Linked DNA regions of Homo sapiens: region 2 is linked to region 1. The links are chromatin loops, found by intact Hi-C in ENCODE. Cell type or tissue: mammary epithelial cell. All regions are shown on one strand. Links, peaks and the distances in the headings refer to the core of each region. The heading gives the core; the rest is flanking DNA.

Region 1 (10,733 bases), core at 3,331-8,330:
CCTATAATCCCAGCTACTCAGGAGGCTGAGGCAGGAGAATCGCTTGAACCCGGGAGGCGGGGGTTGCAGTGAGCTGAGACTGTGCCACTGCACTCCAGTCTGGGCAACAGAGCGAGGCTCCGTCTCAAAAAAAAAAAAAAAAAAAAAAAAGGTATAAGACATACAGAAAACAAACAGCAAAATAGCAAATCATTCATTTTGACTAATTAAATGTAAATAAACTCTCCTACCAAAAACAGAGATGGGCAGAATGGATTTTTTAAAAAGAAAGAAAAAAAGCCAACTATATACTGTCTACAAGAGACTCATTATAGATCCAAGGACAGAAATAGGTTGAAATTCAAAGGATGAAAGAAAAATGATATTCTATGCTAATAGTAAATAAAAGAGGGTGAGGTAGCAAAACTAATATCAGGCAAAATAAGTAAAAATACTGATGCAAGAGATAAAGAAGAGCATGATGTATTGATAAAAGGGCCAATCCATAAAAAATAACAATTATATACATCAAACAATAAAGCCACCAAATAATGAAGCAAACATTCACAGAATTAAAGGGAGGAAATTAGTAGACACTACAGTAATAGTTGGAGACTTCAGTATTCCACTTTCAATAACGGATAAAACATCTAGACAAAAGATGAGTAAGAAAACAGAAGACTTGAACAATATTATAAACCACCAAAAGGTAACAGACATATTTAGAACACACTGCCCAACAACAAGTGAATATATATTCTCAACTGTACATGGAACATTCCTTCAAGAAATCTCCAAAGAAAAGTCTAGGACTGGATGGCTTCATTGATGAGTTCTACCAAACATTTACAGGAGAATTAACACAAATCCTACTCTTCCAAAAAGCAAAAGTGGAGGAAACACTTTCTAAATCATTCTGTGAGGCCAGTATTGCCCTGATACTGAAGATACCAAAAGAAAACTATAGACTAACACCGTTATTAATGTAGATGTAAAAACTCTCAACAAAATATTGGCAAGCCAAACCCAACTGCATAGTAAAAGGATTATACACTATTTATCTATGAAATGCAAGGGTGATTCAACATAAGAAAATTAATCAGTATAATATATCACACTAATAGAACGAAGTGGTTTCATGATTATCTAACTTGATGCAGAAGAGCATTTGACAAAATCTAACACCTTTCCAAAAAAAAAAAAAAAAAAAAAAAAACTCAAGAAACTAGGATAGGAATAGCAGAGAACTTCCTCAACATGATAAAGAACATTTATGAAAAACTCACAGCTAACATATACTCAATGGTGAAAGACCAAAAGCTTTCTCCTTAAAATCAGTAATATGACAAGGATAATCAATGCTAATCATAATTCAAGCTCTAGCCAAAACAGTTAGACAAGAAAAAGAAATAAAGGCATTCAAATCTGAAAGAACTATCTATTCACATATGACTTGATCCAATATATAAAAATCCCAAAGAATGGCTAGGTGTGGTGGCACACACCTGTAATCTCAGCACTTTGGGAGCCAGAGGCAAGGGAGATCACTTGAGGCCAGGAATTTGTGACTACCATAAGCAATATATTGAGACCCTATCTTTATGAAAAATTTAAAAATTAGCCAGGCATGGTGGTACACACCTGGAGTCCCAGCTACTCAGGAGGCTGAGGTGGGAGGATCCTTTAAGCCTAGAGTTCAAGTCTGTAGTGAGCTATGACTGCACCACTGCACTCCAGCCTCGGTGACAGAGTGAAACCCCATCTGTTTAAAAAAAAAAAAAAAAAAAAAAAACCCCAAAGAATGAACACACACACAGATGAGCTAATACAAGAATTCAGTAAAGTTACAAAAGTACAAGACTGACACACAAAAATCAGTTGTATTTATATATACCAGCAATTAACAATCTGAAAAGGAAATTAAGAAAACAATTTCATTTGCAATAGCATATAAAGGATCTAGGAATAAATTTAACCAAGGATGTGAAAGACTTGTATAATGAAACTACAAAACATTGCTGAAAGAAATTAAAAAAGACATAAATAAATGGACAGACACCCTGTGTTCACGGATTAGAAGACAATATAGTTAAAGATGGTGATACTATACAAAATGATCTACAGATTCAACACAATTTCTGTCAAAATTCCAACAGCCTTTTCTTGTAGAAATGGAAATCTAATCCTCAAATTCACATGGAATTTCAAGAAGACCCCAACTGTCAAAAACAATAGTGAAAAAGAAGAACAAAATTGGAGAAGTCACTTCTAATTTTCAAAATTTACAAAAATTACTATAGTAATCAGAGCAATGCGGTACTGGCATAAGAACAGACATGTAGGCCAATGAAATAGAATTGAGAGTCCAGAAATAAACCTATACATATGATTAAATAATTTTTGAGAAGAGTACCAAGACCATTCAATAGGTAAAAGTCTCTTCAACAAATGATGCTGGGATAACTGGACATCAACATGTAAAAGAATGAAATCAGACCCTACCTCACGGCATACACAAAAGTTAACTTAAAAATGGAACAATAACCTAAATAGAAAAGTTAAATTGATAGAACTCTTAGAAGAAAACTTAGGGATACATCTGTATGCCCTTGGTTATTTATGACAATGGACTCTTACATGACACCAAAAGCCCAACCATCAAAAGACAAAGCAGATACATTGGATTTTATCAAAATTTAAAACTTGGCACAGGCTTGAGCATCCAAATCAGAAAATCCAAGATCCAAAATGCTCCAATAGAAAATCTGAACTTGAGCACCAACATGACACACAACAAAAATGCTCATTTGAACATTTTGGAGTTCAGATTTGGGAGGCTTAACTGGTAAGTATAATTCAAAGTTCCAATATCTGAAAAAATTCAAAGCCCTTCTGGTCCCAAGCATTTCGGATAAGAGATACTATACTCAATCTGTACATCATAGAACATTATCAAGGAGCAAAAAAGGCAACCTATAGGAGAAAATATCTGCATATCATGGATCTGGACAAGGGTCTAATTTCTAAAATATATAAAGAACTCTAATAAATCAACAAAAAAACAAGCAATCCAATAAAAAATGAGCAAAGAACTTGAATAAACATTTCTCCAAAGATACACAAATAGCCAATAAGCATATGAAAAGATGTTCCACATTATTAATCATTAGGGAAATGCAAATGTAATCCATAATGAGGTATCATGTCACTCCCGGTAGGATGCCTCCTCAAAAAGTTAAACAAAGATTTCCACATGACTCAGCAATTCCATTCCTAGTATACAGCCAAAAGAAATGAAAACAGGTACTCAAAAAAATACTTCTGCACAAATATTCATAGCAGCAGTACTCATAATAGCCAAAAGGTGGATACAGCCCAAATGTTCATCAATGGATAAATAAACAAACTGTGATATTTCCATGCAATGGAATGTTATTCAGTCATAAAAGGGGATGAAGTACTGATGCGTGCAATCACGATGATCCTCGAAAACACCATGCTAAGTGAAAGACGCCAAACACAAGGATCCATAACATACTTTGAGTCTATTTATAGGACATATCCTGATTAGATAAATCCATAGAGATGGTAAAAAGTTGGTAGTTGTCAGGAGCTGAGGGTTGGGAGAAATGGGAAATTGTTCCACGGGCATAGAGTTTGTGACATGAAAAGCATTCTAGAAATTGCACAGAAATGTGTTTGTATTAACACTACTGAACTATACACTTAAAAATGGTTAAGATGGTAAATTTTGTTATGTTTTTTACAATAAAAAAATCCCATCCACGAATGGCTGGTCCCAGAGATCAGGCAGTCCAACCACTTGTTTTACATACACATGGGGAACTGAAGCCCAAATAAGGTTAGCTATTTGCCCAAAATCACAGTTGGTCAGAGGCAGCGGTGGGAGCAGTCACAACTTCTACTGCAAGTCTAATGCTCTTTCTACTTAATAAACCCTCCTGTTGGCATAAGCCTCTGAAGCTCAGAAACTGAAAATTTCTTTTTAATTGTAAAAAGAAAAAGAACTTAGATAATGTGCAATTAAAGAAAAAATACGCTGCCTGGCTGGAGGAAGGGAAATGCAGAGTAACTGCTTAATGGGCACAGAGTGTTCTGAGGTGATTAAAATGTTGAGTAACTTGATAGATGTGGTACTTACAAAACATTGTGAATGTACTAAGTGCCACTGAATTGTACTTTCTAAAATGTTAATTGTATGATATTTGAATTTCATGTCTATTTAAAAAAATACATCTAAATTTATCTCAACTTTTAATCCAAATTTTTTTTCTTTTTCTTTTTTTGAGATGGAGTCTCACTCTGTCACCCAGGCTAGAGTGCAGTGGCACAATCTCGGCTCACTGCAACCTCCACTTCCGGGGTCAAGCGATTCTCTTGCCTCAGCCTCCCGGGTAGCTGGGATTACAGGCGCCCGCCATCATGCCCAGCTAATTTTTCGTATTTTTAGTAGAGATGGGGTTTCACCATGTTGGACAGGCTGGTTTCGAACTGACCTCAGGTGATCCTGACCTCAGGTGATCCATCCGCCTCAGCCTCTCAAAGTGCTGGGATTACAGGTGTGAACTACCACGCCTGGCCTTAATCCAAATTTTCTGACTCATACATTCCCATCTTATTTTTCAGCTATGGGTGTTTTATCTGTTTCAATGTAAATATACATAGAGAACAAAGGTAGAAACTCGAAAGGTCCAAAAAGCACGCATTTTGGAATTAATTCCCATTCCTTCCCAATCTGCCTCTCCAAATGCTGCCAATGGTCCTAGTTATCCATTCTTCCAGAAATGAATATGAATGTTTTCAATCTACTTGCTTAGGAATCTGTATACATTCTCAATCAGAATTCTTAAATTCTGAAATTTTTCTTTTTCTCATTCTCTCTACTTTTTCATTTTTATTTTTGAGATGGAGTCTCGCTCTGTCACCCAGGCTGGAGTGCAGAGGCACGATCTCGGCTCATTGCAACCTCCACCTCCTGGGCTCAAGTGATTCTCTGCCTCAGCCTCCAGAGTAGCTAGGACTACAGGGAAACCCCTTTTAGATAATTAAATCTATCTGGGTCTTCTCACTACTATGTCATCCTCTTTAAATATTTTCTGTCTTTTTTGTGTGTTCTGTTGCTCATTTCTTCGTAGTTAATATTCCTGTCAATTCAATTCAGTCTGCTGTTTAACCGTTAGACCATTTATGTTTGAATTTTAATGTTCTTATTTCTAGAAGTTCTTCAGAAGCTTTTAAATTATGCCTGTCTTTTTTTTCTTTGGTGTCTTTTTCCTTCAATTCCTTCTTTTCTCTTTATACACTTCATATACACTTACAAATATCTTTACTGACATCATTATGTAAATAATTGTTTGTAATCACTTTCAGACTTGTCCATGATATCCTTAATTGTTGCAGTGCTATTTTCTGGTTGTGTCTATTCACCTTCATTGGTGTGATTTGTAATTTAATTGTGAGGTCATCTTCTTTGGAAACAGTTTTGCCTCTGGACACTGACCAAGGAACTGTGAAAATGTCCCCGGGAGTTTTCTTTCCGTTCCTGATCAATTATCATGTATGTTCTTCGGTTTGGGATTCCTGTACCAAGTAGATGGTACAAATTTATGTTATAGCGCCATCTACATATGAGATGGAAGAATACCAAACAGGCTGGGCACCGTGGCTCATGCTTGTAATCCCAGCAGTTTGGGAGGTCAAATCGGGATGAGGCCAAATCAGGATGAGCTCAGGAGTTTGAGAGCAGCCTGGGCAACAAAATAGACACTGTCTCTACTAAAAAAAAAAAAATTGTTTTTTTATTAGACAGGTATGGTGGTGAGCAACTATAGTCCCAGGTAGTGGGGAGGCTGAGGTGGAAGGATTCCCTGAGCCCAGGAGTTTGAGGCTGCAGTGAGCTATGATTGTGCTGCTGCACTCTGTCCTGGGCAACCGAGTGAGACCCTGTCTCCAAAAAAAGAAAAAGAAAAGATTAGTTTACAGAATAATTAAGAACACTGGTAGCATTTGATGTGAATTTCTATTTTTCATAGGTCTCCCCTCTTATCCACAGTCTTCTGCACACAGGTAAAATTCCTTGCAGCTTTCACTGGCTAGAGCACTGAGGTCTCTCTTTTCACGGATAGTTCAGTTTTTTGACACAGGCTAAGTTCTAGCTCCCCTCTCTACCTAGTTCTAAGGCTTTCTGTCCTTGCATGGACATTAAAACTAGCATCAACTCCTCAACCAATATGTGGTCTAAAATCCCAGAGTATAAGTTCCTGTTTTGGCTTTGAGTTATCTCTGCTTATTATCTGGAGGTTAACCTTTCTTTCCTTAAAGCTTAGACACGTATTGGAAAAAACTTTTATTATATTCCACATTTCAGTTTGTTGGTGTGGGACAGCCATTCCACAGGGGCTTATTACCCCACTATGTTACCCAAAGCTCCTCAATATAGTTTTTAAAACAAGTAAACCATTGTATTTTAGAGTAATCTTAGGCATGCCAGACAAACTGTTGACAACCAAGTAAGTATCCAAACCAGTGGAAAGAATCTCAAGATGTACACATAATTATTACCACATAATTCTCCTTAATTCATTCAAACACTTATTATTCAGTATTAGACACTTCCAGTAGAATGTGATATCTAGCACTTGTTCATAGTACTAGGTATATAGTGCTAGTTAGCACATTCTAATGGAAGAAAAGAGAGTATCAAGAAGCCTGACTAACTAGGATAAAGGTATTGCCATAAACAAGAGTGGAAGTTGGATAAAGAAATTAGAATTTGCAGGACAGAAATGATCTGTTCATGTTTCAACATGCTAACCGTAAGCATTTCAGAAAACATGCAAGTGACTATATCCAGGTGCTGTAACACTGTATTCCAATGATCTGGAATTAATCAGCTCAGCAGTATTAACTTTAACAATTAATAAAGAATATATGCCACAGTGATAATTTAAAAATATCCAATTTCACCAAATAAAAAATTTATACAAGGTAACTTACTACAGGTTCTTCTCTGAGTAAAAACAGATCCTCTAAGATACCAGGGGTCCCCAACCACTGAGCCACAGATCAATATCAGTCCATGGCCTTTTAGGAACCTGGCCACACAGCAGGAGGTGAGTGGCAGGCGAGCAAGCAAAGCTTCATCTGTATTTACAGCCGCTCCCTCACTGCTCGCATTACCACCTGAGCTCTGGCTCCTGTCAGCAGCATTAGATTTCTCACAGGGCCATGAACCCTACTGTGAACTGTGCATGCAAGGGATCTAGGTTGAGCGTTCGTTATGAGAATCTAATGCCTGATGATCTGCCCTGTCTCCCATCACCCCCAGATGGGACAGTTGAGTTGCAGGAAAACAAGCTCAGGGCTCCCACTGATTCTACATTATGGTGAGTTGTATAACTATTTCATTATATATTTTAATGTAATAATAATAGAAATAGAGTGCACAATAAATGTAATGTGCTTGAATCATTCCAAACTTCCCCAGCCCCACCCCCGCACCAGTTCATGGAAAAACTGTCTTCCATGAAACCAATCCCTGATGCCAAAAAGGTTGGGGACTGCTGCTCTAAGAAACCTGGGATTACAAAGGCATACTCCAACACTTACCAAAAGCTCTTTACAATAAGTAACGGGAAATTTCTGCATTAAACCTATTTCTGTGAAAGGAATGATAGATCTAGCTATTTGGGGATTAATTTCTGATGTTATGGGAAATGGAACTAAAAGTATTTTTTAAGTGATAACTGTCACAATATAATCTGCATCTGATATAAAAGTTGCAGGGATATAGCAAAGCACAATACAAATGAAAAAAATAGGTAGTTTCTCAATAAACCTTAATCTCATTTTAACCACTAGAGGGCTACCTTGACATTTGATTTCTGATTCCTTAGCCACTCTTTTTTTTTTTTTTTGGAGACAGAGTCTCACCTAGGCTGGAATGAAGTGAGGTGATCTCAGCTCACTGCAACCTCCGCCTCCTAGGTTCAAGCGATTCTCCTGCCTCAGCCTCCCAAGTAGCTGGGGTTACAGGTGCACGCCACCATGCCCGGCTAATTTTTGTACTTTTAGTAGAGACGGGGTTTCACCACGTTGGCCAGGCTGGTCTCGAACTCCTGACCTCAGGTGATCCAACCTCAGGTGATCCGCCTGCCCCGGCCTCCCAAAGTGCTGGGATTACAGGCATGAGCCACCACACTCGGCCATAACTTCTCATTTCAATACTTACCAAGAAATAATTATCAAATCACTTTATATACTAGAGGACTTTGTGGGCAAGGAAATATGCTAATACAGTAACAGTTGGAAGGACTGTTCCCTTCTTAGGCTGAACAACCAAAGTGAAACTGGTAGACCTGAAATTTAAAAAATCAAATTCTCTCATACTTCTTGGTCAGCTTTTGTAATACTGATGAACTTACGTTTTAAGTGTTCCAGACGTCATAAGTTCAGTCACCAAAACAATGCACTTCTTTCCTTTTACTGTGGATTCCCAGGAATCATAAAATCTAACAATATTGGGATGCTGAAGACCTTTTAACATTTCAGCTTCTTCTTTAAATCTCTGCCTCTCAGACTTTGTTAATTTTCGATCCTAAAATCAAAAACCAAAACAGAATGTGGTTTAAAATGATAAAACACCAAATCAGACAGTTAATCTTAGACACTTAAACATTACTAAATCATGATCGATGGTGTTTAAAAAATGCAAATGCTGAAGTTATAAATGATAGATTTGGATTATATACATTCATGCTTGAGATCATTTTAGTATCTTTACTGTTAATGTGTAACTCAGATATAGTCTCATTTTTGTAAGGTGCAGTTAACTTTCCATATCCAACATAAGTCATCAATTGCTAGACATGCAATTTAATGTCAGGAAATGAACATAGGCTTTGGAGGCAAAGACCTAAATATAAATTCCAGTTCTATCTTTGCCTTGATTAAAATCAATCTATCTTTAACCAAAACATTGTTTTTATTTTTGTTTGTTTGTTTAAAAGACAGGAAGTCACTCTGTGACCAAGGCTGGAATGCAGCGGTGCTATCATAGCTCACTGCAGCCTCAAATCCTGGGCTCAAGGGATCCTCCCACCTCAGCCTCCAGAGTAGCTAGGACTACAGGCATGTGCCACCTTGCCCGGCTAATTTTTTAATTTTTTGTAGAGATGAGGTCTTGCTATGATGCACTGGCTGGTCTTGAACTTCTGGTGATCCTCCTACTTTGGCATCCCAAAGCCTGGGATTACAGGTGTGAGCCACTGCATGAAGCCTAATTTTTTTTTTCTTTTAAGCAATAACTTAAATACTCAAGTATTTGTCTTCAAGTCAGGAAAATTCTCAGTATCTCTCTAAACACTGTCTCCTCTCATTCTCTTTTTTTCCCCTTCCAACTCTTCTTTTCTTTTTAAACAATTTTTAAATGTGTGTGAGTATGTGTATAACTTTAGTTTATCCTTAATATCCTTTAATTTCTCTCTCATTTTCCATTTCCTTCTGTATGCTACTTTCTGGGCAATGTTTTCTGATCTACCTTCCTGTTCATTAATTTTTCTCTTCAGTTATTACATCAATTATTAATTGAACTTTAAGGTTCTCACTCTGTCGCCAAAAGTACCCAATAAGGAATGTAATAAAAGGAAACCAAGTTACTACTCCTGTTTCTACTCTGCCCAATAGCATTAAAACCAATGGATACTATGTACATGCCTCTTACATAACACTTAATCACAGGCAACATTATATTGACTCTTATCCCCCATAGAATAAGCCCTCAGAGGCTTTTTGTCATGAAAAGGCAGTGACAAGATACCTTTTTGTGTTCTATCTTTAGCACCTGACAACCTAGCATAGTGACTTGTTCAACAGCCATTTGTTGAATGAATTCCATAAATGTCTTTTCCCCTCAATACCCCTTTAAAAGTGTGTGTGTGTGTCCTTAATAAGCAGTTAGCATTTCCCCAAGGATAAAAAATTCCTGTGACTTAAAAGAAAAATGAGAATTGAAATTGGGCCTCTGAGTCTCAGTTAAGTCCAACACAACCCATACAGAATGATCAACTTGCAAAGGTCCCAGCTTTTGATTTTTAAAAATGGTTTGTAAAAGCTTATTGTAAAAAAGCTGCCAACTACTTATTTATAGCAAAGCATAGAGGGAAAAAAACGGGGGACTTCTTTGCCATCAAAAATCCGTATTTAATTTTCCTTGAGAATACACTGAATGACAATCTAAAAATTCCATAGAAATATTTAGAATATTTTATCTCTAATTTGCCCAGAAGACATCTATACTATAAATACAGGCTACTTTATATAGCTAAGTGTTTTTATCCTTTCTGAAAAGTATTATTTATTTTAAGGGATCTGAGAACCCCTGCTTAATGTTTGAAGTTAGAAATACAGATGCATGACAACAGATTATCATCAACAAAGCAGGAAATGGGGGAAACCTAAACAAATAATTTGGGGCTTCTTTCAATAGTTTGTCTACTTGTTCCATCTATAACTGAATATTGTTTTTTTTTTAATCTAGGAACATTTCATAAAATATCTTAGAGAAGTACATAATTTTAGCACCCAAAAGACTTTAAGACAATAATAAAGTAGATCAAAACTAACATAAGACACAGATCAGAAGGAACACCTGGGGTTTTAAAAATAATTTTTGCCAAGTATTTGCCATTTACTAGTTGGCTGCTTCACTTCATTTAATCCTCAGAAAAATGTTG
Region 2 (10,733 bases), core at 2,668-7,667, 87 kb before region 1:
TATTAAAATTGAAGAAGGTCGTGGCGTAAGACGTTAAGCAGCAGCTTAGTTGTTTCTATCACCTTGACTCAGATGTGTGTTACGGATTCTCTGCGGCAAAAGAGAGACTTACCTCGTAATTCATGTGCCCTTTGCTTCCTCTCCTGCCTGAGAGATTCATGGCATCTCGGGCCCAATTGTCTACCAACTTGTGCAAGTCATCTGTGAATGTGCCCTTCCTGCTGGACGTCATGGCAGGAGGCTGAGCTTGGGCGGCTTGGCTGTTCACTGTTGCCCCAACAGTGTTTGTGCTGCTGGTTCCTATTATAAGCAACAGAATACGAGCATTAAAAGAAGCCTAGGTTACAATTTCAGGAAGAGGGAAAACTTCACGGGATGATGAATGGCAAGCCACAGAATGAGAAGAGGATGAACTGGGAAGCCATGCAAGAGGGAAGATTCCAAGGTTTTGTTTAGCCATTTGTTTTGGTATAATAGGGTGATGAAAACAGTTTCTCTTCAGTAGCTGCTGCTAAGGCTGAACAACTCAGGATGACGGTAGGTACACAGGCAGGGGCCTCTTTCAGTCCATTCACAAAGCACCTAAGAGTATTGGAACTGCTCGCCAGTACGCTATTCCCAGCATCACGTTGCTGATGGAGGTGTGATACAATCAGCAAGGCTAGTTGCTCTGGAATTTTGCAGAATGCAGGGAAAAAGAGGTTTTCTTGTGCATTGGGCACGGTTAAAGTAGGAGTAGGAAAAGATGCTTGGCTAAGGATAAGGAGAAGGTGGGTTTCCAAACCATTGGACACTGCCACATTCTTTAGCCTTTTTTTTTTTTTTTGAGATGGAGTCTCACTCTATTACTCAGGCTGGAGTGCAGTGGTACGATCCTACCTAACTGCAACCCCTGCCTCCTGGGTTCAAGCGATTCTCCTGTCTCAGCCTCCAGAGTAGCTGGGATTGTAGGTGTGCACCACCATGCCCAGTTAATTTTTGTATTTTAGTAGAGACAGGGTTTTGCCGTGTTGGCCAGGCTGGTCTCAAGAACTCCTGACCTCAGGTGATCCGCCCGCCTTGGCCTCCCAAAGTGCTGGGATTACAGACGTGAGCCACCACGCCCGGCTTTTTTTTTTTTTTAAAGGAAGGGTCTCTTCTTTTTCTGTCACCCAGGCTGGATACAGCGGCACAATCACGTCTCACTGCAGCCTCCAACTCCTCCTGCCTCAGCCTCCCAAGTAGCTTGGGACTAGACGTATGCACTTCCACACCCAGTTAATTTTTTACTTTTTTATATAGACAGAATCTCCATATGTTGCTTAGTCATGAACTGCTGGGCTCAGGCAATCCTGCCATGTCAGCCTCCCAAAGTGCTGGGATTACAGGTGTGAGCCACCATGCTCAGCCTAGCCATTCTTTAAATAGAGAGAGGTAATAAGAGAAGTAGCATGCTGTGTTCAGAAAAGTTTTTCACCTGGACCCATAAACATGAATTTGCAAACATAAACTTGGGAGGGGTTAACCTCTCCCAATTTCCCATGAGTAAAGAACAAGATTATTCATGAGGAAAGGACTGTATGGTGTGCCTGAATCTTTCAACTTCAGGAAGACATGGTTTTCCTGAAGATGACCTCAGTTTCAATTGGCTCAAGGATTCCCACCGCTTCTCCCCACTCTTCCCAGAACAGCAAGCACTCCCATGTAGAAGCGACAAGAAAATGCAGCTGAGGCAGGGTGCAAAGGGGAGGAGGAAGCTTTGCGGTTATGATGAAGGAACTCTATTTCTGCGGTTTGATGAGAGAGGAGGGAGTCTATGCCTGCCTGATTTCGGCTCTGCTGGAGGGCACACTGAAGATTATTCCAAGAGGCACGTTTTGGGGAAGAGGGAAAGAAGAGTCATGGTCTTGTCTGTTTTCCTTACCCCCCACTGTCTTACCAGATCTCACGTGTTACAGAATAAATAAAAGCTCCTAAAGTAAGTTGTGAACCACTAGTCCTTAAGGTACCCAAGTAATGCGGGGGTAAGTAAGTGCATGCGTTATCCTGCTTTCAAGGTCAAAGCAGCACCAGATCACAGCAGCACACCTAACGCAATCCTGCCACTTCAAAGCCTGTTACTGACCATCGCTGGTCTCAAGTCAAGCTTATATCCTACCACCTGGGGAATGGCACACACAAGCAGGTCTGTGCTGCAGTAACAGCTAATTCTGAGGTGAAGCTGCAGTGAGGAAGGTCACATGCTTCTTACCGCTATGGCAAGACACGGAACTACTGCAGTGTGAGTGTCAGCTCATTTCTTGGTGTCTGCTGGAGCCACAAGGGGATTGCTATTGCACATACAGTGTGAAGGGAAGAGTAAGCTCCCTACAGTACAGGAAACGCGAGGGGAGAAGCATGAGAGCACAGAAAACAGCCTTCCATGAACAGCCAATGTGAGAGAGTGGTGAAGTGGGAAGCACAGGCAATGAGGATGGGCAGTCATGACAGTGAGTGACTCAATCTAGAAAGCAAGCATATCACATGCATGGGGATTGTCATCCTGTTTGAACAATTATTGCTTGGTGAGCTTGATGTGAGAGACAATCAAAACAAAAAACAGAAATAATCACAGGGGAGCAGAGCTGTCAAAAGCTAAATACAAGAAGCTCAGGAGGCGTGACCATTGCTTATCCACAGAGCTCATGCTGGGAGACACACCTCTCTAGTCTGTCGCCCCTGATGCTGCGAGGCCCCTTTAGAACGAAATTTCACTTTTCATTTTACCCTACATTACCTAATACAGGATTCTCTATGAGGAAAGAGAAACCATGAGGAAGAGTCAACCATACAGCTAAACCTTCACGTTCTGGCTTCTGTATACAGGCCTCCCATTAAAGAATGAAACAAACCTATCATTTTCTGACCAGAAATTAACTCCTAAGAAAAGGAGACTTGACTATAAAAGATGTAGAAAGGCCTTTGAGAGAATATGCTAACTTCTTAACCTTTTTTAGTTCTTCTGAAAAGCCCTAATAAGTAGTATAGACTTACCCCCAAGATTCATTTTTAAATTTCCTCCTGCCATTATAATACATTTCCCCTATTCCCACATCACCAGATCCTACTAACAATAACCTATTATGAACCATAACTTACAGCCCAACATCCCAAGTACAGAATTTCCCTGTTGACCCTACCTACAACACTGTAAGTGGCCTTCTCATTAAAGTATGAGAAGCCACAGTCTAAGAAGACAAACTCTAGAAAGTGGTGTTTTTCTCCTCGTCAATCTAGCACACATCTCCCACTTCAGTGTGAACGTGGGAGGGCATGGACTTTTGTATGCTTTCGTCACTGCTGAGTTTCCAGTTGGGGTAATAACACTGCCCGGCACATATTTGCTGACCAAAGGATCGCTCTCCCATAGGAACTAGGCATCCCTGACCTCCCTATATATACCCATGGCCATTACCAATCCATGTCTGTCACAAGCTAGGCTCACATGGGGTTATCACTGAGGGCACCGACTAGGAGATGATTTCTCAATTAAGCATGTTAAATATTTATTAGAATAGGATACAGAGATAGATGGAAGTTAGGAATCAGGGAGCTATGAGACTGCAGAGTTGAAAGAACTCATGGTTAACAGGCTTTGCAATCAAGGACCAAAAATAACAGAAAAGATAATTACTACAGAGCTGGTTGCAAGGACAGACTTTTTTCACCATCTTCCCTGAAGCACAAAGAGAGAAGCAATGTGTTAAAGATAAAGAAACATCAGTGTAAAATATTTAGAATCTCCAAACAGCACACAAACGCCCAGCAAGAGAAAGCAGGAGGTGAGACAGATAGGTAGGACCTGGTAGCCCTTGAACAGATATAGTTCTACAGAATGTTTCGAACTGGCTGTTAGCCTTAACATGATTATCTGATGGGCTGTGTTACGTGGCTGACAGATGTGGAGTTTCTACACCCAATCTTTGTATCTAAAAGAGTAATGCCCTGCACTGAGGTTCTGGAATTGGCGAGGAACTCCAGTCTCTCAGGTCTCACTGCTTGAATTTCAAATACCCAAGCAGCGTTTCCACTGATCCTGTCCCACTTCCTGTTTCTCCAGCTGGGCTGTTAAAAAGCACTCAGTTAAATGCATTAGCAACCCCACCACAGTAGACTGATAGTATCACTGTTACAGCTTTAAGTTCATTTAAATTGGCTATTATATTTCCACATCCCACATATATATACTAACCCCTTCCCTTCCAGAATAGTTTTTAAAAGTACGTGGAAAACAAGCAACCTCTGAACATAAATATAGCAGTAAGCCAAGCCGTGCTTCCAAACCATTATCTATTTTGAGAGCATAGAATAATACATCTCAAGCTAGTAAGGTGCCCTACTCTTTCAAGTACCTGTTTCCTTTCCATATTTCAAGTATGTCTCTTGGGATTTGTTTACCAGGCTTACATGATGTATCCTGATGTGACTTCTAAGGATGTAGGGCCTTTCATTTTGCACCCAAAGGGAAGTGACAAGATTCAATATTTCTGACCACTTTCATTTGAACAACAGGGGTAATACCACCTACCTTTAAAAGTGGGATGAGAATTTATGGAATTTAATTAAAGTGGTATTTGTCACATTATATTTCAGAAACAGAAGCTTTGGTTCTCTTTCTTCCCTCTCAGACACTTCAGGCTGTAGACCATAGGCCTGACATGTCACATTCTACTTCAAAAACACCCCCCTTGCAACTTTCTAGGTGGACATGCAAATTAAATGCTTATTCAACTGTCAAAGTGCTAATATGCACAGTCCAGGAAAGTCTGACCAGAAAAATTATTGATCTGAGTCCTCAAAAAAAAAATCACACAAGCCTGGAAAACGATCGAATTGGGTAATGCCTTCCACCCGCTTCTTTGTTAAACAGCCTGGGACTAGTGCATGTGGGGAAAGTCAGTAAAGACTGCCTCTCAAGTACAGCTAACTCATTACTAATACAGGTACAAATAATAGGGGTGCTGGAAGGAGCCAATCCATTTCTAATGCAGGTAAAAATAACAGGGGTATGTGTGAGGGAAATGGCAGTTAAACGTGTCATATGCTTCGCTTTAAATCTAGTCACTACAGAGAACAAAGGGAGGTTGTAAATTCTTCCCACCGTGAAGAGGCCCAAGGGCCTCTGACCCATACTCAGAAACAGTGATGGCCTGAGCACATGCATGTAAAAAGCACTTCAATAATCACATCAGAAGTTTGAGGCCTTAACAGAGAAGATCTTTATTCAAATTATAACAAAGGTTTTTCTACTTGAACTATGTTTTTGTTTGTTTTAAACTGTTCTTCCACGAACAGTTATTGACTACCTGTTCTGTGCCAGGTAGGCACTGACTCATCAGAGAGAAACCATGAGTGCTTTTCAAGCGCTACCTGTTTCTCTGTACATGATCTTAGCTTGATTTGTACGATGGCCCTAGGACACTGGCATCATCTCCATTTCACATATGGGGAAGATGGGGTGACTTGCTATTGTGCCTTGTTTTTAAGTAGAAAGCTGCAAAATCCCAGAAATCATGTTAGAAGGAGAATTTTCACTTGCAGATGCTGGGCTTTGATCTTTATTAGACTAAGTGCTTTATCAGAATAACCAAACTAAAAACCGCTTTTGATTTTATGGGGTTAGAGGACAGTAGTGGTGGAATGATCCAATGAAGAGATCCTAGCATCTTTTCAACTGGTAGCTGCTTAGGCTTAATAGAGAAGAAAAATAAGATTTCAATCTACTCTGACAAAGAATGGAAAAAAATGGTACATAATTTTTACCTGCTGCCAGGATCTAAGAGCATCATTGGTCAAAATGCTTTCTTCATTTCGTTTCTTTTTTTTGAGATAGAGTCTCACTCTGTCGCTCAGGCTGGGGTGCAGTGGTGCAATCATGGCTCACTGCAGTCTCAACCTCCTGGTCTTAAGGTGGTAATCCTCCCGCCTCAGCCTCCTGGGCAGCTGGGACTATAGGTGCACACCACCATGCCAGGCTAACTTTTTTTTTTTTTTTAGAGATGGGGTATCACCATGTTGCCCAGGGTTGGTCTCGAGCTCCTGGCCTCAAGCAATCTTCCCGCCTCGGCCTCCCAAAGTGCTGGGATTACAGGTGTACGCCACCGTGTCTGGCTGATTTCTCTCATTTCTAATGCTAGGGCAGACAGACAGCACTGACTACGACTGTGGAGTTCAGTCTTCATTATTCTAAATGACCCAGCAATCTATTGCCTAGATACCATATCCACTCTCTGTCACAGATCCATGAAGAAGCACTTCTACCAGAAAGTTACATTGAAATTTGTAGATAACTTGTTATTTTGACATTTTTTATCATAATTAATGTGGGGGCCCAAACTTCTGAGGGTAACAGTAATTCAGCCAAGCCACTGAGTAGATGATATACAAAAAGAGACAAATGAAAATGGACTGCGTGAAACATCAGATCCAAGCAGCAGAAACACAAGGACAAGGAAGGAGTAAAGGTGTTACACACAAAGAGCCAAGCAGGGCGTACTCAGAAATCGGGTCCTCCTGCCACCAGGTTTGAATGTCACCTGTTCAGATGCACAGTTAAACTTCGCACAGCCTGTGAGAGGGGAAAAACAGGGTAGAACAGAGAGAGGAGAAGAGACAGAACACAACTACAAGATGTTAGAAACTTGAGGCTGGAGTGGTGAAATGCACTAAGATGGCACACAGAAGAACAAGCTTCTGGGGGGAAGGTCAGATATGTAAGAGATGAAATATTAGGTCTTAATTCTACCCATCTGCAAAATGCGGAAGCTTTTCTTAGTTCGAATAATGCTAGCTAGTTTGCCCTCCTTACCAATCAAGTGCATTCTTCCTGTGAAGAGACTGATCTCTAATTTCTGTGAAACTGTGGCAAAGGCACATAAGCCAGTACCTATATTTTTTTCATTCTTCTCACCCAGATGCCCAAGTCTTTTCAATTCTTGTTCTAATATGACTAAAAGCTCTTTCCTCTGTGGGAATTTTTTCAGCAATCACTAATAAACAGAGCTATATTTGGAAAGTAGATTATGGATAAAAAACTGAATTGTAAGGTTATTCATTTTAGTATGCCACTCCCATACTTAAAAGTAACAAAATTCTACAATGGCTAAGAAAATGTATTAGCTTCAGAAACTGCTAAAACACCTTAGAATTTCATCCAGGAAATCTCAGCCTAATATTAAAGCCTAAGTTCCAAATCCCAAATGAGCAAGTCATATAGGCCACACAGATGTAACTTTTCACTGTAATTCCTTGAAAAAAAGTAATTTCACCTAATGGGAGCAGTGAGCCCACCGATTCTCATTATCACTCCACTTCCCTTTTCACCCAGATTCTTCAGTGTACAACACACAGGCTGTGTTCTGGTCAGCTAGTCTCCCAACCCGCCTTAACAGGCTTTTGTCCCAGGTATGGCAACATCTCCATTTTATTGTTTTTGGACGATGATGGTTGCTTTATTACCTTGACCTGGAGCAGAAAGGCTTGGTACTGAAATGGCACCATCACTGGTGAAGGCTGAATAGAGGTTGTCACTGGAGGGAGATGGCTTAAGGGGCTGTAACAGCTGATTCTGCCCGGACTCTGGGATGTTGCCAGGAGGGTGGAGGGTCTGCTGGGGGTGCAAGACTGAAGCTGCACTCTGACCAGACAGGTTACCTGCCAAAAGATAAAGTGGCATGAGGAAACATGTCCAGCTCTTCCCATGCACTCATCAGGCACTGTTCTTATACATTTGGTTTGTTCCACTGAGTGATGAATGATGGGTCAAAAGCTACAAACTGATGAGAAGAACAAAGTCCTCACTAACGGGAGAAGTGAGGAATGACACTAAGACTCAATAGATAGGCTGGGTGTTGTGGCTCACGCCTATAATATCCCAGCACTTTGGGAGGCCAAGGTGGGCGGATCACCTGAGGTCAGGAGTTCGAGACCAGCCTGGCCAACATGATGAAACCCTGTCTCTACTAAAAATATAAAAATTAGCCAGGCGTGGTGGAGGGTGCCTATAATCCCAGCTACTCAGGAGGCTGAGGAAGGAGAATTGCTTGAACCCAGAGGCAGAGGCTGCAGTGAGCCGACATCATGCCACTGCACTCAAAAAAAAAAAAAAAAAAAGAAAAGAATCCATAGGTAATAGGGCCATATGTACTATTCCAGAGCTTTTTAGCTTTAGAAAACCTAGATGGGCCACATGTCTGAGCAGCGTAAGAAGACCAGAGTACCTAGTGGATACCCAGATTCCATTCTGCAATTCCATGATTGCTTTTTTTTTTACCCTATTAGAAAATGTGTTGAATCATTATACAAAAAGGTTTGCTAGGCAGTCTCTGCTTAGACTTTCCTATAAACGTGCATCAGAGCAAATACAAAAGAGGTGTTCAAAAATGATGGAGGTCACTACAGAGCAATGGGTGTTTAAAATTATTTTTGGTAGGTTGCTTTCAATAGGTCGGTTGTCCTAAAATTGACTCTCTGCTCCCCGGTTCCCAGTTGAATTCAAGTCCACTCAAAAAGTATGTCAAAATTAGGATTAGAATTTGATTAGGATCATAGCTGGGCATAGTGGCTCATGCCTGTAATCCGCACTTTGGGAGGCTGAGGCGGGCGGATCACCTGAGGCCAGAAGTTTCAGACCAGTCTGGCCAACATAGTGCAACTAAAAATACAAAAATACAAAAATTAGCCAGGTGTTCTTATACATTTGGTTTGGGATTACATGCTTGTAATCCCAGCTACTTGGGAGGCTGGGGCATGAGAATTGCTTGAACCTGGGAGTTGGAGGTTGAGCCACTGCCGACTCTGCCTCAAAAAAACAAAAACAAAAACAAAAAAGATCTGATTGGGATCAGATCAGAAATTAGCTGATTTCTCTTACAATCACATCTCTACTAATGGGCTGCATGAACTGGCCCTAATGTGCTACATTTGGATATCTGTGAACCTTTCCAGAGAATGGAACTGCTAAGAAGTTTGCAACTGCTTTTTAACATATTTTAACCTTCTTTTACTTTTCAACTAATTGTGTTAACACTACCATAATTTCACCAAAGGATTAGAAACTCTCTATCTATCCCAATTAAAATATAGTCCAGGGCCGGGCACGGTGGCTCACGCCTGTAATCCCAGCACTTTGGGAGGCCAAGGTGGGTGGATCACCTGAGCCAGGAGTTTGAGACCAGCCTGGCCAACATAGTGAAACCCCATCTCTACTAAAAATACAAAAATTAGCCAGGCATGGTGACATGTGCCTGTAATCCCAGCTACTATGCGGGGCTGAGGCAGGAGGATCACTTGAAACTGGGAGGCGGAGAATGCAGTGAGCCGAGATCGTGCCACTGCACTCCAGCCTGGGCAACAGAGCGGGATTCTGTCTCAAAAAAAAAATTCAAAGTTAGCAGGGCATGGTAGTGTGTGCCTGTAATCCCAGCTACCCAGGAAGCTAAGGTAGGAGGACCACCTGAGCCTAGGAGTTTGAGGCTGTTGTGTTGTGTGCTATGATCACACCACTGCACTCCAGTCTGGGCAACAGAGTGAGGCCCTGTCTCTTAAAATAAATAAATATATATATATACTACATTACAAAAGAGTATCACTTAACTATTTCTTTGATTTTAATGACTAGCAAGTTCTTCTTTTTTTTTTTTTTTTTGAGACAGAGTCTTGCTCTGTCACCGAGGCTGGAGTGCAGTGGTGCAATCTCAGCTCACTGCAAGCTCCGCCTCCCGGGCTCATGCCATTCTCCTGCCTCAGCCTCCTGAGTAGCTGGGACTATAGGCGCCTGCCACCATGCCCACCTAATTTTTTTATTTTTAGTAGAGACAGGGTTTCACCGTGTTAGTCAGGATGGTCTTGATCTCCTGACCTCGTGATCTGCCTGCCTCAGCCTCCCAAAGTTCTGGGATTACAGGCGTGAGCCACCGTGCCTAACCAATGACTAGCAAGTTCTTTAACCCAATATAAATGAAATAAAAACCTTAATCAAGAAGTTACCACTTAGACATACACACAAATATCTATATGACGATTACATTCATCTAAGTTGCAATTATGACTAAGTCATCCATTAAAACAAAGAATCTACCCAAGTTTTACTAAACAGAGAATAATGTATTTTCTTCCAACTGCCCAAGAGTTTGGTTAAATGTGAGTTATACGAGTTAACAGGCAAAGCTAAATGTCTATCCTTAAGAATAACTATAAATAAAGATTACCAGTAGATAGCAATATGGATTACAATGGAATAAGCCATTGTATTCACTAAGTCTACTTCTATAGACTCAAAAAGAGGTACAATAAATGTAAGTACAGCAGTCAAGGAAGCAAAAATATCAGGAGAGCCAAATTCCTTTGAAATTTAACAAAAACAACAAATGTTCAGCAGGTCACATACAGCTGGAGACAGAAACAAAAGATAGGACAGCTGTGGCTGACCTAGTCCAGGGCTTTTTACCTGAAAGCTGGGGGCTTTTATTCCCCAAGGAACTGCTTCGACTAGATTTGCTGCCTTTGCTTTTAGTGGGTCGTCGTCTTCTCCCTGAAAGGGGAGCAGCTGGGGGAATAATAACAGCAGGGGGCACCTTGCCCAGTTTGGTATACAAAGATTCAATTTCATGCTTCTGGCGACTCTGCAGGTCCTGAATCTCTTTGAGATGTCTGTGAAAGATAACCAAACATAATTCAAAATACCATAATCCTCTTCATTCAGACAAGAATTAACA

The links. Peaks named below come from ENCODE experiments on the same cell type or tissue, not always from the same donor. Only the 100,000 strongest peaks of a DNase experiment are listed, where the experiment ranks them.
Region 2: a loop joins it to region 1, with 2.9 times the contacts of the local background. A loop is called at or near these places in 3 of 110 quality-filtered maps.

The regions. Positions count from the first base shown.
Region 1 is chr12:811,505-822,237 of GRCh38, reverse strand. It overlaps WNK1 (WNK lysine deficient protein kinase 1), which reads right to left. Exons shown (of 28, transcript NM_018979.4): 2 at 8,424-8,596. Among named protein-coding and RNA genes, the nearest start is that of WNK1, 64 kb to the right of the region's middle. In mammary epithelial cell, for the core only: CTCF peaks have their summits at 3,351, 5,626 and 7,851 (motif pointing right); a DNase peak (open chromatin) is centred at 4,587; H3K27ac peaks cover 551 bases.
Region 2 is chr12:897,414-908,146 of GRCh38, reverse strand. WNK1 (WNK lysine deficient protein kinase 1) reads right to left here. Exons shown (of 28, transcript NM_018979.4): 25 at 10,466-10,668; 26 at 7,477-7,671; 27 at 113-300. Among named protein-coding and RNA genes, the nearest start is that of RAD52, 47 kb to the left of the region's middle. RefSeq lists an enhancer at 2,384-2,483. In mammary epithelial cell, for the core only: no CTCF peak of the experiment used is centred there; no DNase peak of the experiment used is centred there.